Regions from separate parts of the Homo sapiens genome. Here region 1 is linked to region 2. The links are chromatin loops, found by intact Hi-C in ENCODE. Cell type or tissue: ascending aorta. All regions are shown on one strand. Links, peaks and the distances in the headings refer to the core of each region. The heading gives the core; the rest is flanking DNA.

Region 1 (6,941 bases), core at 1,261-6,260, 470 kb after region 2:
TCCAAAGAGACTATGCTAAAAGAAATCCATGTGCAGATAAAACATAAACTTACCAAAACTAAACAAAAAGAAAAAATATTTTAAGCAGCCAGAAAAAAAAAATAGGTGTTAAATTTAGGGGATCAGCGATTCCAGTGACTATGGATTTCTCACCAGAATTCATGGAGGTCAGAAGGCAATGGAATAACATTTTTTAAGTGCTAAAATAAGAGAATTAGACAACATAGAATTCTATATCCATGGCCAGGCACGGTGGCTCACACCTGTAATCCCTGCACTATGGGAGGCCAAGGCGGGTGGATCACCTGAGATCAAGAGTTCGAGACCAGCATGGCCAACGTGATGAAACCCTGTTTCTACTAAAATTACAAAAAATTAGCTGGGTGTGGTGGTGTGCACCTGTAATCCCAGCCACTCAGAAGGCTGAGGCAGGAGAATCACTTGAACCTGGGAGGCGGAGGTTGCAGAGAGCCGAGATCACGCCACTGCACTCCAGCCTGGGTAATAAGAGCAAACACTGTCTCAAAAAAAAAAAAAAGAAAAAAGAAAAAAAGAATTCTATATCCATCAAAATATCCTTCAGGAATGAGAGTAATATACAAAGATACTATCAGATGAAGAGCCAAGACAACTTGCAGCAAGTAGACCTGGTCTAAAAGAATTGCTAAAGAAAGTACTTCAAATGGAATGAAAATGTTACCAGAGGGCAATTTGAAACTTCAGGAATAAAGGAAAAGCAACAGAATTGATAATGGTCCGGAAGATGACTGTTTTTGTCTTCTTAATTTATTTAAAATATGCATGAAAGTTGAAAGGAAAATGTATAGCATTGTATAATAAGATTTAAAATGTATACAAATATAATACATATGAAAAACAGACCACAAAGAGGGGAGGATAAAGGGATTTTATATAGTAGTAGATTCCTACATCCTCCAGAAAGTAATAGGATACTAATTCTAAATAGACTATGAAAAGTTAAGAATATATATTGCAATCCCTAGAGCAAACATTAAAAAGTATACAAGCAGAAATAGTCAAAAACTCAGTATAATAATCAAAATAGAACACTAAAAAAATTCAATGAATCTAAAGAACAAGAGTAAAAAGGATAACAAGAAATTTTTTTAATGGAGGAATAAACAGAAAACAAATCAAGACAGCAATAATTACATAAAATGAAAATTGTCCGAACACAGCAGTTAAAGGAGATAGATTGCCAAAATAAATTTTTTGAAGAGCCAACTATATGCTATTAAAAATCTCTCTTTAAATAAAATAATATAGGTGGGTTAAAAGTAGAGAGAGATGGAAAAAGATATACACAAAAACAAATGGGATATAACTAACAAGAAAACACAAAATTATCATTATTTGTAGGTAATATATTTATCTATTGGTGAAACCCAAGAAAATCAACTAAAAAATACTGTGGCCAAATTATAGCACTCAGTAAAGTGGCTGCTTATAAAATAAATATTCAGCCAGGCATGGTGGCTCATACCTGTAATCCCAGCACTTTGGGAGGTTGAGGTGGGTGTATCACTTGCAGTCAGGAGTTTGAGACCAGCCTGGCCAACATGGTGAAACCCTGTCTCTACTAAAAATACAAAAATTAGCAGGGTATGGTGGCACATGCTAATAATCCCAGCTACTCAGGAGGCTGAGGCAGGAGAATCGCTTGAACCCAGGAGGCGGAGGCTGCAGTGAGCCGAGATCACACCATCACACTCCAACCTGGGTGACAGAGCAAGACTCCATCTAAAAAAATAAAATAAAATAAAATAAAATATTCAAAACTTAACAACTTTTATATGTATTTATAATAACTAGTTTAAAAAATTAACTCATAATAGCAACAATGTTTTATTCTGCTAATGTTATATAGTATTTGACTTTTTTTATTTCAATCATTTTGAGGGAACAGTTGGTTTTTGGTCACATGGATAAGTCCTTTAGTGGTGATTCAATTTTTTGCCTTTTCCTTTCTGATCAGCAAAGTTATATTAAAACAGAGAGATGTTATAAGGAACACATTGCTTCACCTTATCAATTAGGTAGGACATTTTTAGTTCCGTTGCTGACTGTGTCTAGGAACATAAATGAGGAAACCTCTGCCTCCCAGTCCAGCCCACTCTCTGATTTTCTCTATTTGGAAGTACTCTTCAGTGGCATAGACAGACTTTCTCTGTATGGTGGTTGTATTAGTCCATTCTCAAGCTGCTATGAAGAAATACCCGAGGCTGGGTAATTATAAAGAAAAGAGGTTTAATTGACTCATAGTTCTGCATGGCTTGGGAGGCCTCAGGAGACTTACAATCATGGTGGAAGGCACCTCTTCACAGGGTGGCAGGAGAGAGAATGAGTGCAAGCAGGGGAAATGCCAGGCACTTATAAAACCATCAGATCCCATGGGACTCACTCATTATCACGAGAACAGCATGGGGAAACTGCCCCCATGATTCAATTACCTCTACCTGGTCCCAGCCTTGACACGTGGGGATTGTGGGGACTACAATTCAAGATGAGATTTGGGTTGGTACACAGAGCCAAACGTATCAGTGGTGAAGTAGATTTTTAATTAGTGTGCTTCCTGTTCTCAAGCCCAGTGCAAGATTTCTTCTCAGAGCTCCAGCTCCAAACAGAAGAACCCTAAAGAAAGATTGGTCCGTCTCAGGTACCAGGCTCTTACCTGTATCATCAGAGTGGTCAAGAAAATGGGAATTTGTAATTAACCAGGCCTATACTGTGCAGCTTATAGGAAAGGAGGAGGATCCTATAATTAATTGTCCCACCAGAATCACAAATCTAAAGTATGAGAGATTTAATACTTCAACCAGGGTGTGCAGTGCTAGACACCCTAAACCCACATCTTCCAAGAGGAAAGGCTTCTACAATAATTGGAATATAGGATTATAAAGAAGAAATGAAAGGCCCACATTCCCTCAGAAAACCCTGCCCCAAAAATGTACAGAAGAGAAACACCTCTGGGCCAAGAGCTAAATGGTGTTTTTGCTTTTCATCCAGAAAGAGCCAAGATAATGCAAAGGGAATATTATTCTTTCCTAACTGATGCAAACTTCTGGGGAGAAAAACATACAAGTGCAAACGTTATGTTCAAATCTACATATGCGTAATACATTCATGAGCACCAGTGTATCATTGTGATTTGGCACTTAATATTTAACGAATCTAATATTTTTGTTTCTATGAATACTTCTCAGCTGCCTGGGATAGCCTGAAAGTTCCTAGTCTCATTTCCCTGGTGGTTCTTTGCCAGAGAATGTAACAGTGAAGGAAATCAAAAGGCCTTATTTCATCAGCTGACACTGGAGGGAACAGCACAGGAATCACAGACTGAGGCTGGCAACCAGCCCCCTTTCTCACAGAGGAAAATTACCAGAACTCTCTGCAGAGTGACTAAGAGCTGCCAGCAGTGCTGCCTCGTGTCCTCTTCTCATCTGAGACTGAGCAGATGCAGCTTTATAAACAAGATGGAGAGAGAAGCCAGGATTCCACTGTGAGACAGAGCAAGCCACCTCTGACCAGGTGGTCTTCCCATCATATCTATGGACACTGGGCAGACAGCATGAAACGCTAATGGGCAAAAGCACCACAGATGCTTCCTGAAACCAGGGCAGTGCTGAAAGTCAACAGAATGGGCGTCCTGGTTAGGGTGGGTATCGGCTTTTTCATAATGTGGTCAGGGAGACAGACGCTCCCAAGAAACCCGTTGGCTCATCCAGTTGTCTGGCAGAGATGAATCGATGTTAAGACACATCCCTGACTGTGCCTTCCATGCATCTGTTCTAGAACTGGAAAGTTGCCAAGACCCTGAGGACTCCCACAACAGAAAACAGAGGGAAAAAAAATTAAATTGGAATAGTGTATTGTAGGAGTAATAGAGATTTGCATTATTTGCCTGATGTTTATCGGTTTTTGAACCACATGCAAATAAAGAGCCTCTGACTTACTCCCTGCTGTATCCCAGCTCCTAGTAGAAAAGCTAGTTCATAGAAGTGCTCAAAACATATTTCATAAATGAATGAGAGACATTACCTAATTTTCCTCCATACCAATCCTAATCATGAAAAAGGCTGGTGTGTACATATGTGTGTTGTGTATGTGCATGTATTTCATTGAATCCCTGCTTCTGAAGTACTTCTGAAATAGTAAAGCTCCTAAAGTACCAAAGACCAGGAAAATATGACCTCGTGTCTATGTGTAGCTGGCTAGATGATGAAAGGATAATATGGTCTGGTCAGAATATCCTACTAATTGGAGATTTTGAGTCTAGTTATCCCAGGGATAAACCATACATTTGAATATTTTAATATTCAATTATCTTTTTTTCCCTTTGTGAGAAAGAACTGAAACATCTCTAAAAAGGAGCAAATGAAGACAGTTTCATCAAGACCAGCACTCTAGGGAAGGAGAGCCTTACCATATCAGTGAAAGAAGGAATCAGGAAATTATCAGCTAGCAGCTGAAATAGAACTGTTGTCTGTCGGTCCCTAAAATGCAACTAAAAGTCTCCTATGAACACCATCACCCATTGTCTCTTTTTATACCCCTCAAGTTTCTTGTTATCCCTTTCTGGTATCTCATCTCAGAAATACCTCTCCAGGGATAATTACTGACCACACCTACCTTGGACATTTTATTTAACCAATTTTTGTCCATATTCCTATTTCAAATGAGGGATAAGCCCCTTCCCTCACCTCTGCTCCTTTGAAGCTAGGTCCTAAAAAGTGGGCAATAGGCCTAGATATTTCAGGACAGAGAAAGGAGCTATGCTAAGTCATTAGCCCACCACAAAACAGAATCTACTGTGAGAGAGGAGCTTCCACTTACAGAGCTAACTATAGGAGCACAATTTTCTGGGAAGATAAAAGTCAACGATCTTGGCAGCCAGGCTCCAGGTGCTCCTGCCTCCACCATGACATTCTCTTCTTAAGGCAAGAGCATGGTCCAAGAGTACCTTTTCCAGGCTGTCTTCACATCCTCAAGGATAAAAGCATACAGCACTAATTCTTCCCCCAAATCTACTTCCCCATGTTCAGGCGGGCCAACAGTACTACTGCCCGTTCACCTACATGCCACTCAGTCCTGCCACTAGAAAAGCCAGCATCTTTCCAGAGGGCTACCAAGCACTGCCAAGACACTGGACACAGTTCTCAAGCAAAATGGGTCCTTAATGGAAGACGCTCAAAATCTAGCTCTTGGATTGGGAGCAATGGAAGGCTGAATGCCCTTGGCCCAAAGGCTTAGGGTTGTTTAGGTTATGTTTCCTGGTCATCTTCAGCTGAACAGCCTGAAAAGGAAGGTTCCTAAGTGCTGGGAGGGAGAATGAAAAGGAAAACAAACAGAATGTAGAGACAGCTGTAGTGTGGATACCCAAGTTCCTTCTGAACTTTGTACACAGAGACCTCACACGTTCTCCTTTCCTCCCTTGGAAGCAGGGACAGATAGACACTGCTCTGCTACATGGACACATACTGGGAGCCCAAGCTTCCTTTTTGAAAACCCACGGGGATTTTTCTCTCTGGACCTCAGCCTGATACACTAACATAAAGAGGAATAGCCTTGTTTTCACTTCCTTTCTGTCTCAATTATCACTCTTTACACTCCAATCTCTTCTAATCCCCTTCATCTCTCCTGTCCCTCCTAGTTCTGTTCCTAGCCCTCCATCCCATTCTCACCAAAGTAAATGGGAAAAGAATTCTCAGGAGGGGGGAAAAAGATGACTTTCTCATCAGAAAAATAAACTTTTGGTGTTTATACTCAAAGATTATTTTAAATAACATGTGTGTTTTCACTCATTCAATAACTATCAATACCAACTCTGTACTCAGCCTTGTGGAGAAGATATTAAGGTGAACTAAGCACAAACTCCACTGTCCTAGGCCTCCCAGTGTTCTAATAATTTGTTCTGGTCTTAAGATTTTTATACAGATAGAAGCAAGGCATTATGGGAATATGGTGAAATAAACTCTTAATTGTCTCTAGAGATATCAAAGAAGGCTTCTTGGAGGAAACAACATTTGAGCTGGCTTTTAAAGGATGAATAATGATTCTCTAGCCAGACCAAGAAAAAAAGGAAAGAGTTTATGAGGCTAAAGGAAAGTCAACTTAAAAAATGTGAAGATGAAGACTAGCTTATGTATTCAGGGAACTGCGTTCGGTAGCAGTATTAGAGATGAGACTACCCAAGCAGAAAAAAGTCAGGGCATAGTGCATCCTATGATCTCTACGTTCTTTATTTAGTGGTTTGGACATTGTTGCATGAAAATTAGAGAAATGTAAGTGGTTTAGATTAGGATGCATCATGATCAGATTTGCATATTAGAAAGATCCCTACGGGCTGGGTGAGGTGGCTCACACTTGTAATCCCAAGATTTTGGGAGGCTGAGTCAGGCACATCACTTGAGGTCAGGAGTTCGAGACCAGCATGGCCAACATGGTGAAACCCCTTCTCTACTAAAAATACAAAAATTAGCCACACATCGTGGCACACACCTGTAATCCCAGCTACTTAGGAGGCTGAAACCAGAGAATTGTTTGAATCCAGGAGGCAGAGGTTTCAGTGAGCCAAGATTGCACCACTGCACTCCAGCCTAGATGACAGAGCAAGACTCCATCTAAAAAAATAAATAAATAAATAAAAATATCCTTCTGGCTACAGTACCAGGGATAATGCAACTGGGGTTAGACCAGAGGTGGGGAAACTAGTGAGGAAGGTACCACAAAGTCAAGCAAGAGATCGGGAGGGTCTGAACAAAGGCAGTGATGTGGGTTTGGAAAAGACGGCTTTGTATTATTTATCACTCAGTTCCTAAGGTAATATTTTTTTCCTGCCTAATATTGTAATGTGGAATCAGGCAAGAGAATGTCTGCATCTTAAGGCAAGGATTATGTGTGTTTTGGGCTTATCTTTATTA
Region 2 (6,941 bases), core at 1,008-6,007:
CTGGGGTTGCTCTCCTGGGACTGCTCATGTGGTGGTGACTGTATTCTGGGAGAGAAGACTGAGGGACACGTGACCTTTTGAGGCCTAGAGGCAGAAAGACATGACATCACTTCTGATGAATTTTGTTGGTTAAAGCCAATCATCATGCTAGCCAGAGTCAAAGGGTAGAGAGAGAGAGAGAGACTCCCCTTCTTGGTGGGAAAAACTGCAAAGTCACATTGCAAAGAAGCATGAAAGAAAATCATCGTGGCCATTTTTGTTAATGATTTTCCACAAGGATCATGATTTGTCAGTACCTGGTAACTCTTCCTTCTTCTATTGGAAGGTGTTACTAAATAGAATGAGAGGAAGACAGAAACCAAAGGAACCTGTCCTGACTCAGGTTTGGGTCTCTAGGAGGATTCCCCAGCATTGTCATTGGGAGAACAAAGGGTATGACCTGCTGGTTCAGAGGGAAACTTTGAGTCTAAACTCCTGAGTTTTCTCCTGATTCCTTGGTGATAACAGTGGAAGGTGTCCAAAAGTGTCAGCCTGCTCTGTAGAGGGCAGCTGGTGATGCTGGACAGTGACCTCTCAGATAGGTCATTGTGCTGGGGTCAAAATGAGTCTGTGCCAAAGATTGCAGGGAGAGCACCTAGGCCAGGAATCAACTGAGCATCACAAGCAGACCCCAGGTGATGCCATGGTACCTGGCCATACTGAAAGAGGATAAACCACAAACCCTCTGTCTATAGACCTTAGCAACAAATTCCAGAAATGTGAGCAGTATACATTGGAAAACTCCATTGCCAGAAATCCAGCAAGTATCCAAAGAATAGCCTAAGAATACCCTTTATTGCCACAAAAGGACACAGGGTGCTCCCCATTCATACATCTTTAGAAGAGTGGGAAGGAAGACTGAACATTTATCTGAAAGGCTGATATGGTTTGGCTGTGTCCCCACCCAAAATTTCATCTTGAATTATAGCTCCCATAGTCCCCATGTGTCATGGGAGGGACCTGGTGGGAGGTAATGAATCATGGGGCCTGTCTTTCTTGTGCTGTTCTCGTGATAGTGATTAAGTCTCACGAGATCTGATGGGTTTATAAAGGGGAGTTCCCCTGCACATGCTCTCTTGCCTGGCACCATGTAAGATGTTACTTTGCTTCTCCTCTGCCTTCCGCTATGATTGTGAGGCCTCCCCAGCTATGGTGAACTGTGAGTCTGTTAAACCTCTTCCCTTTATAAGTTACCCAGTTTCAGGTATGTCTTTATTAGCAGCATGAGAACAGACTAATACAAAGGCATTGTTCAAACCAGAAGAAACTGAGGTTTTGTTAAGAGTAAATTTTTTCTTCCCTAACTCAGAGAAAGCTATAAAGATTTTGAATGTCCTCATCACAAAGAAATGATAAATGTTTAAGGTGATGCATATGCTAATTTCCTTGATTTTATCATTACGCAATTTACACATGTATTAAAATATGTTGTGTCCTGTAAATATGCACAATTATGTGTCAGTTGTAAAAAGAATAAAAGTAAAATAAAAGATGACTCTCAGAATGTTACCTCAAAATCAAAACCAAACCAAACCAAAGCAACAGCTATATTTTCTTTGTGCAGCTCCTGTGTCAAACAGCCTGAAACAGATAAGGTACAAATGTGACAAAATTTGATTTGTCTCCAACAATTACCCTCAACCACACTCAGATGAAACAGCCTTCTAGGTAGAACTGATAGCTTTCTTGTCACTTTCAATTAATAAAAAGTCTAATCCAAATAACTTCATTGTCTTGGAGGTGCCAAAGATTTCTTAAAGGAGACATGAAACATATAACCATAAAAATATTAATAAATTAGACTCTATTAAAATTAAGAACTTCTGTTCATCAAAAGACATCATTAAAAGGGAATAAAAAAGTAACTTACCAAGTAAGAGAAGATATTCACTTATGAATATTGAGATTCATATGGATTCATATCCAGAATATATAAGGAAGCCCTATATGTGAGTAAGACAACTCAAAAAAACGGATGAAAGATTAAACAAATATTTCAAAAAAGTAAGTATTGAGATGGCCAATAAACATATACAAAGTTGTTTAACTTCATTAGTCATCAGAAAAATACAAACTAAAACTATGAGATATTATTACCCAACCATTAGAATAGCTCAAATGAAACAGAAACTACCAAGTATAAAATTAAGATGTGAAACAATAGGCCTTCCACACAGTTCCTTAAAAAACTATTTGATAACTGATATAGTTTGGATGCTTGTCCCCTTGAAATCTCATGTTGGGTGTGATTCTCAGTGTCGAAAGTGGGGCTTGTTGGGAGATATTTCAGTCATGGGAGTAGATCCTTCATGAATGGCTTGGTGACTTTCTTGCAGTAATCAGTGAGTTAATGTAAAGTTTAGTTGTTTAAAAGAGTGTGGCACCTCTCCCTGTGCTCTTGCTCCCCCTGTCACTATGTGATGTTCTGGCTCCCCTTGGCCTTCATCTGTGATTATAAACTACCTGAGGTCCTCAATAGGAATAGATGCTGGCACTATGCTTCTTATACAGCCTGCAGAAACTCGAGCCAAAATAAACCTCTTTTCTTTGTAAATTACCCAGTTTCCGGTATTCTTCTATAGCAACACAAATGGACTAACACAGTAACATATGTCCAAACTGAAGATATGACCCAAAATTCCACTCCTGGGTACATATCAACCAGAAAAGTAAGCATATTTTCCACAAAGTACACATAGTAGAATATTCACTGTAAGTACTATTTTTGATACCTCTAAACTAGAAGCTATTTTATGTCCATAAACAATAGAATAGATAAATTGCAGTGTAGTTATATAGTAGAATATTTTACAAAGGTGCAAATACATGATCTACCAATACAAGTAAAAACACAAAAATGATTCTCAGCAACATAATGTTGAACGAAAGGAGTCAGACCCAAAATATACTATGTGATTTCATTTGTATAAAGTACAAAAACAGGTGAAACTAATGTATGTTGTTTAAATTCATGATATTGATTACTCTAGAGGGAGCAGGCTTTGAGAGTGGAAAGGAATAAGGGAGTATCTGGGGATTGGTAATATTTTGCTTCTTATCTGGATGTTGGTCACATTGGTGTGTTCAGTTTGTGAAAATTTAGCAATCTATACACCTCAGTGTACTTTTTAAAGTAGGTGTATTATATTTCAGTAAAAAGTTTTCAAAAGTCTGGTTCAGACCAATTTTAAATTGTAATCTCATACTTCCTTATCCCTTCACCAACACAGCTTTGTCTTACTTGAGGCTAAAAGTTCTGAGTAGGGATAGAATTTGGATGACTTTCTAAAGGCACCTGTACCACCCTTTCTAGTATTAACTTCTCTGGGGAGTTGGAGAGATGGAAAATGAGATAGAAGTAAAGAGAGCACCACTTTATTTTCCTTAACTGCCCATGTGATTGCACTATTGTTGATGGCCATTGCTCTTCTGGTCAGTTTGACCTTTTCTGTTACCCTTGGTGCAGCAGGGGAAGTGCTGGTTCTCAGAGGCATGCACATGAGTCAATTTGGAGGCACCGAGCCATGAGGTTTTCCTATTGCACAAGTTCCCTGGCACAGAAGACCTAGCTTTGCCTCTTTCATCATCACCCCCAACTGTTATCCCCAGAGTCACACTCCACAGCCTCTTGCCTCACCTCCCAGGGTTTCTGGCTTGCAGAAAGACACTTCGTGCCTAATTGTCTTCTGCAGTTGTATTAGTCTGTTCTCACACTGCTAATACAGACATACCCAAGACTGACTAATTTATAAAGGAAAGAGGTTTAATTGACTCACAGTTCCACATGGCCGGGGAGGCCTCACAATCATGGTGGAAGGCGAATGAGGAGCAAAGGCACATCTTACATGACAGCAGGCAAGAAGGCTTGTGCAGGGGAACCTCCATTTATAAAACCATCAGATCTCATGAGACTTATTCCCTACCACGAGAACAGTAGGGGGGAGACTGCTCCCATGATTCGATTATCTTCACCTGGCCCTGCCCTTGTTATGTGGGGATTATTACAATTCAAGGTGAGGTTTGGGTCGGGACACAGCCAAACCATATTAGCAGTTCTGGTTAATCCACAGAAAAGGTTCAGGCTGCTCCCTTTCTCCAGCTTGCCATTGATCTCTAATTTTCTTATCCTCTGGTAGGACAGACAATGGGTCTGAGTAGCCTAAGCTTATGTCCAATTTGAAACTGATGCTACCCCTTCTATAGGCACTGCAAATATTGATGAATGGATAAAGAATGGCACTCCAGATACTTATGAATGGATATTTATGAATGGATACTTATGAATGGAGAGCTGTTTCTTCCAGCTTTTCTGTGGTAGAGAGAATAATTCTTTCCTTCCTCCTTACAAAGACATCCATATCCTAATCTACAGAACCTTTGAATATGTTATATCACGTGGTAAGTAGGAATTAAGGTTGCTACTCAGCTGACCTTAAAATAAGGAGAGTATCCTGGATTATCTGGCAGACCTAGTGTAATCACAAAGGTCCTTAAATGTGGAAGAGGGAGGCAGGGTAACTAGTGTCAGAGCAGTGGAATGTGAGAAAGACTTGACTGGCTGTTGCAGGTTCTGAAGGTGAAGAAAGGGCCCATGGACCAGGGAATGTGGGCAGCTTGTAGAAGCTGGAAAAGGCAAGTAAATAGATATTCCCCTAGAGCCTCCAGAATGCAATGCAGCTCTGCCAACACCTTGATTTCAACCCAGTGGACCCATCTTAGACTTCTGACCTCCAGAACTGTAAGGTAATACATTTGCATTGTTTTAAGCCACTAATTTTGTGGTTGGTTGTTACAGCAGGAATGGTAAACTAATACACTCTCTTTTAGTTTGCAGGGAGAATGGATATAATCCCCTCCCAAAAGCTATGCAATTTCCTATAGGTGGGGTAAAGGCCCAGGATTCCATATGCTTTTCTCTTCTTTATCCTCTGGCCTCAAGTTCTCTCATGTTTATCTCCTAGAGAGGTGTATTAGTCTGGTCCCACATTGCTATGAAGAAATACCTGAGATTGGGTAATTTATAAAGAAAAGAGGTTTAACTGGCTCATGGTGATATAGGCTGTACAGGAAGCATGGTGCTGGCATCTGCTCAGCTTCTGAGGAGGCCTCATGAAACTTACCATCACAACAGAAGGTGAAGGAGAAGCCAGCACTTCACATGGCTGGAGCAGAAGGAAGAGAGAGAGGGTGGGGGAGGTGCTGCACATTTTTAGACAACCAGCTCTTGTGAGAACTGACTCACTATACAGTACCAAGGAGGGACGGTGCCAAACCATTCATGAGAACTCTAACCCCATGATCCAGTCACCTCCCACCAGGACCACCTCCAACACTGGAGATTACAATTACACATGAAATCTGGTAAGGAAACAGATCCGAACCATATAATTCTATCTCTGCCCCCCAACTCTAAAATCTCATGTCCCTCTCATTGTGAAATACAATTATGCCTTCCCAACAGTCCCCCAAAGTCTTAACTCATTCCATCATTAACATAAAAATCCAAACTCAAAAGTCTCATCTGAGACAAGGCAAGTCTGTTCCACCTATGAGCCTGTAAAACCAAAAACAAGTTAGTTACTCCCAAGACATAATGGGAGTACAGGCATTAAGAAATAATCCCATTCCAAAAGGGAGAAATTCACCAAAAGAAAGTGGCTACAGGCCCCATGCAAGCCTGAAACCCAGCAGGGCCATTATTATATCTCAAAGCTCCACAATAGTCTCCCTTGACTCCATATCTCACATACAGGGCACACTGGTGTAAGGGGTGGGCTCCCAAGGTCTTGGGCATCTCTGTCCATGAGGCTTTGCAGGATTCAGCTCCTGTGGTTAATCGCAAGGGCTGGTGTTGAGTGCCTGAGGCTTGTCCAGGTGCAGGGGGCAAGCTGTCAGTAGATTGTGACAGACCCCGTTGTGGGGTCTGGAGGATGGTGGCCCTCTTTTCACAGCTCCAAATGGCAGTGCCCCATTGGAGACTCTGTATGGGGGCTCCAACCCCTCATTTCCCCTCTGTGCTGCCCTAGTAGAGGTCCTCCATAAGGGCTTCGGCCTGGACATCCAAGCTTTTTCATACATCTTCAGAAATCTAGGCTTCCAAGCCTCAGCTATGACACTCTGCATGCCCAAAGGCTTACTACCACGTGGAAGCTGCCAAGGCCTATGGCTTTCACCCTCTGAAGCAGTGGCACGAGCTGTACCTGGGCCCCTTTTAACTCCAGCTGGAGCTGAAGTAGCTGGGATGCAGGGAGCAGTGTCCCAAAGCTGTGCAGGGCAGTAGGGCCCTGGGCCTGGCCCACTAAACCAAACTTTCCTCCTAGGTTTCTTAGCCTGTGGTGGGAGGGGCTGCCTAGAAGGTCTCTGAAATGTCTTCAAGGCCTTCTCCCCATTGTCTATTAGCACTTGGCTCCTCTTTTACTTATGAAAATTTCTGCAGCCTGCTTGAACTGCTCCCTTGAAAATGGCATTTTCTTTGCTATCACATGGCCAGGCTGCAAATTTTCCAATCTTTTATGCTCTTCTTTTCTTTTAAATATAAGTTCCAGTTTCAGGTCATTTCTTTGTTCACACATATAAGCATAGGTTGTTAGAAGTAGCCAGGCTATCCTGAATGTTTTGTTGCTTAAAATTTCTTCTGCCAAAAACCCTTAATCATTACTCTCAAGTTTAAAGTTCTACAGATCCCTAGAGCAGGGGCATAATGCAACTCTTACGTGCATCCATGTGAAGAGACCACCAAACAGGCTTTGTGTGAGCAATAAAGCTTTTTAATCACCTGAGTGCAGGTGGACTGAGTCTGAAAAAGGAGTCAGCAAAGGGAGGTGGGGTGGGCCAGTTTTATAGGATTTGGGTAGGTAGTGGAAAATTACAGTTAAAGGTGGTTTTCTCTTGCGGGCAGGGGC

Evidence for each region. Peaks named below come from ENCODE experiments on the same cell type or tissue, not always from the same donor. Only the 100,000 strongest peaks of a DNase experiment are listed, where the experiment ranks them.
Region 1: it touches region 2 in a loop (3-fold over the local background); 2 of 110 quality-filtered maps call a loop at or near these places.

Annotation. Positions count from the first base shown.
Region 1 is chr2:222,990,940-222,997,880 of GRCh38, reverse strand. No RefSeq gene overlaps it. Among named protein-coding and RNA genes, the nearest start is that of KCNE4, 58 kb to the left of the region's middle. In ascending aorta, for the core only: no CTCF peak of the experiment used is centred there; a DNase peak (open chromatin) is centred at 3,380; H3K4me3 peaks cover 563 bases; H3K27ac peaks cover 4,183 bases.
Region 2 is chr2:223,462,609-223,469,549 of GRCh38, reverse strand. No RefSeq gene overlaps it. Among named protein-coding and RNA genes, the nearest start is that of SCG2, 140 kb to the left of the region's middle. In ascending aorta, for the core only: no CTCF peak of the experiment used is centred there; a DNase peak (open chromatin) is centred at 3,569; H3K27ac peaks cover 1,729 bases.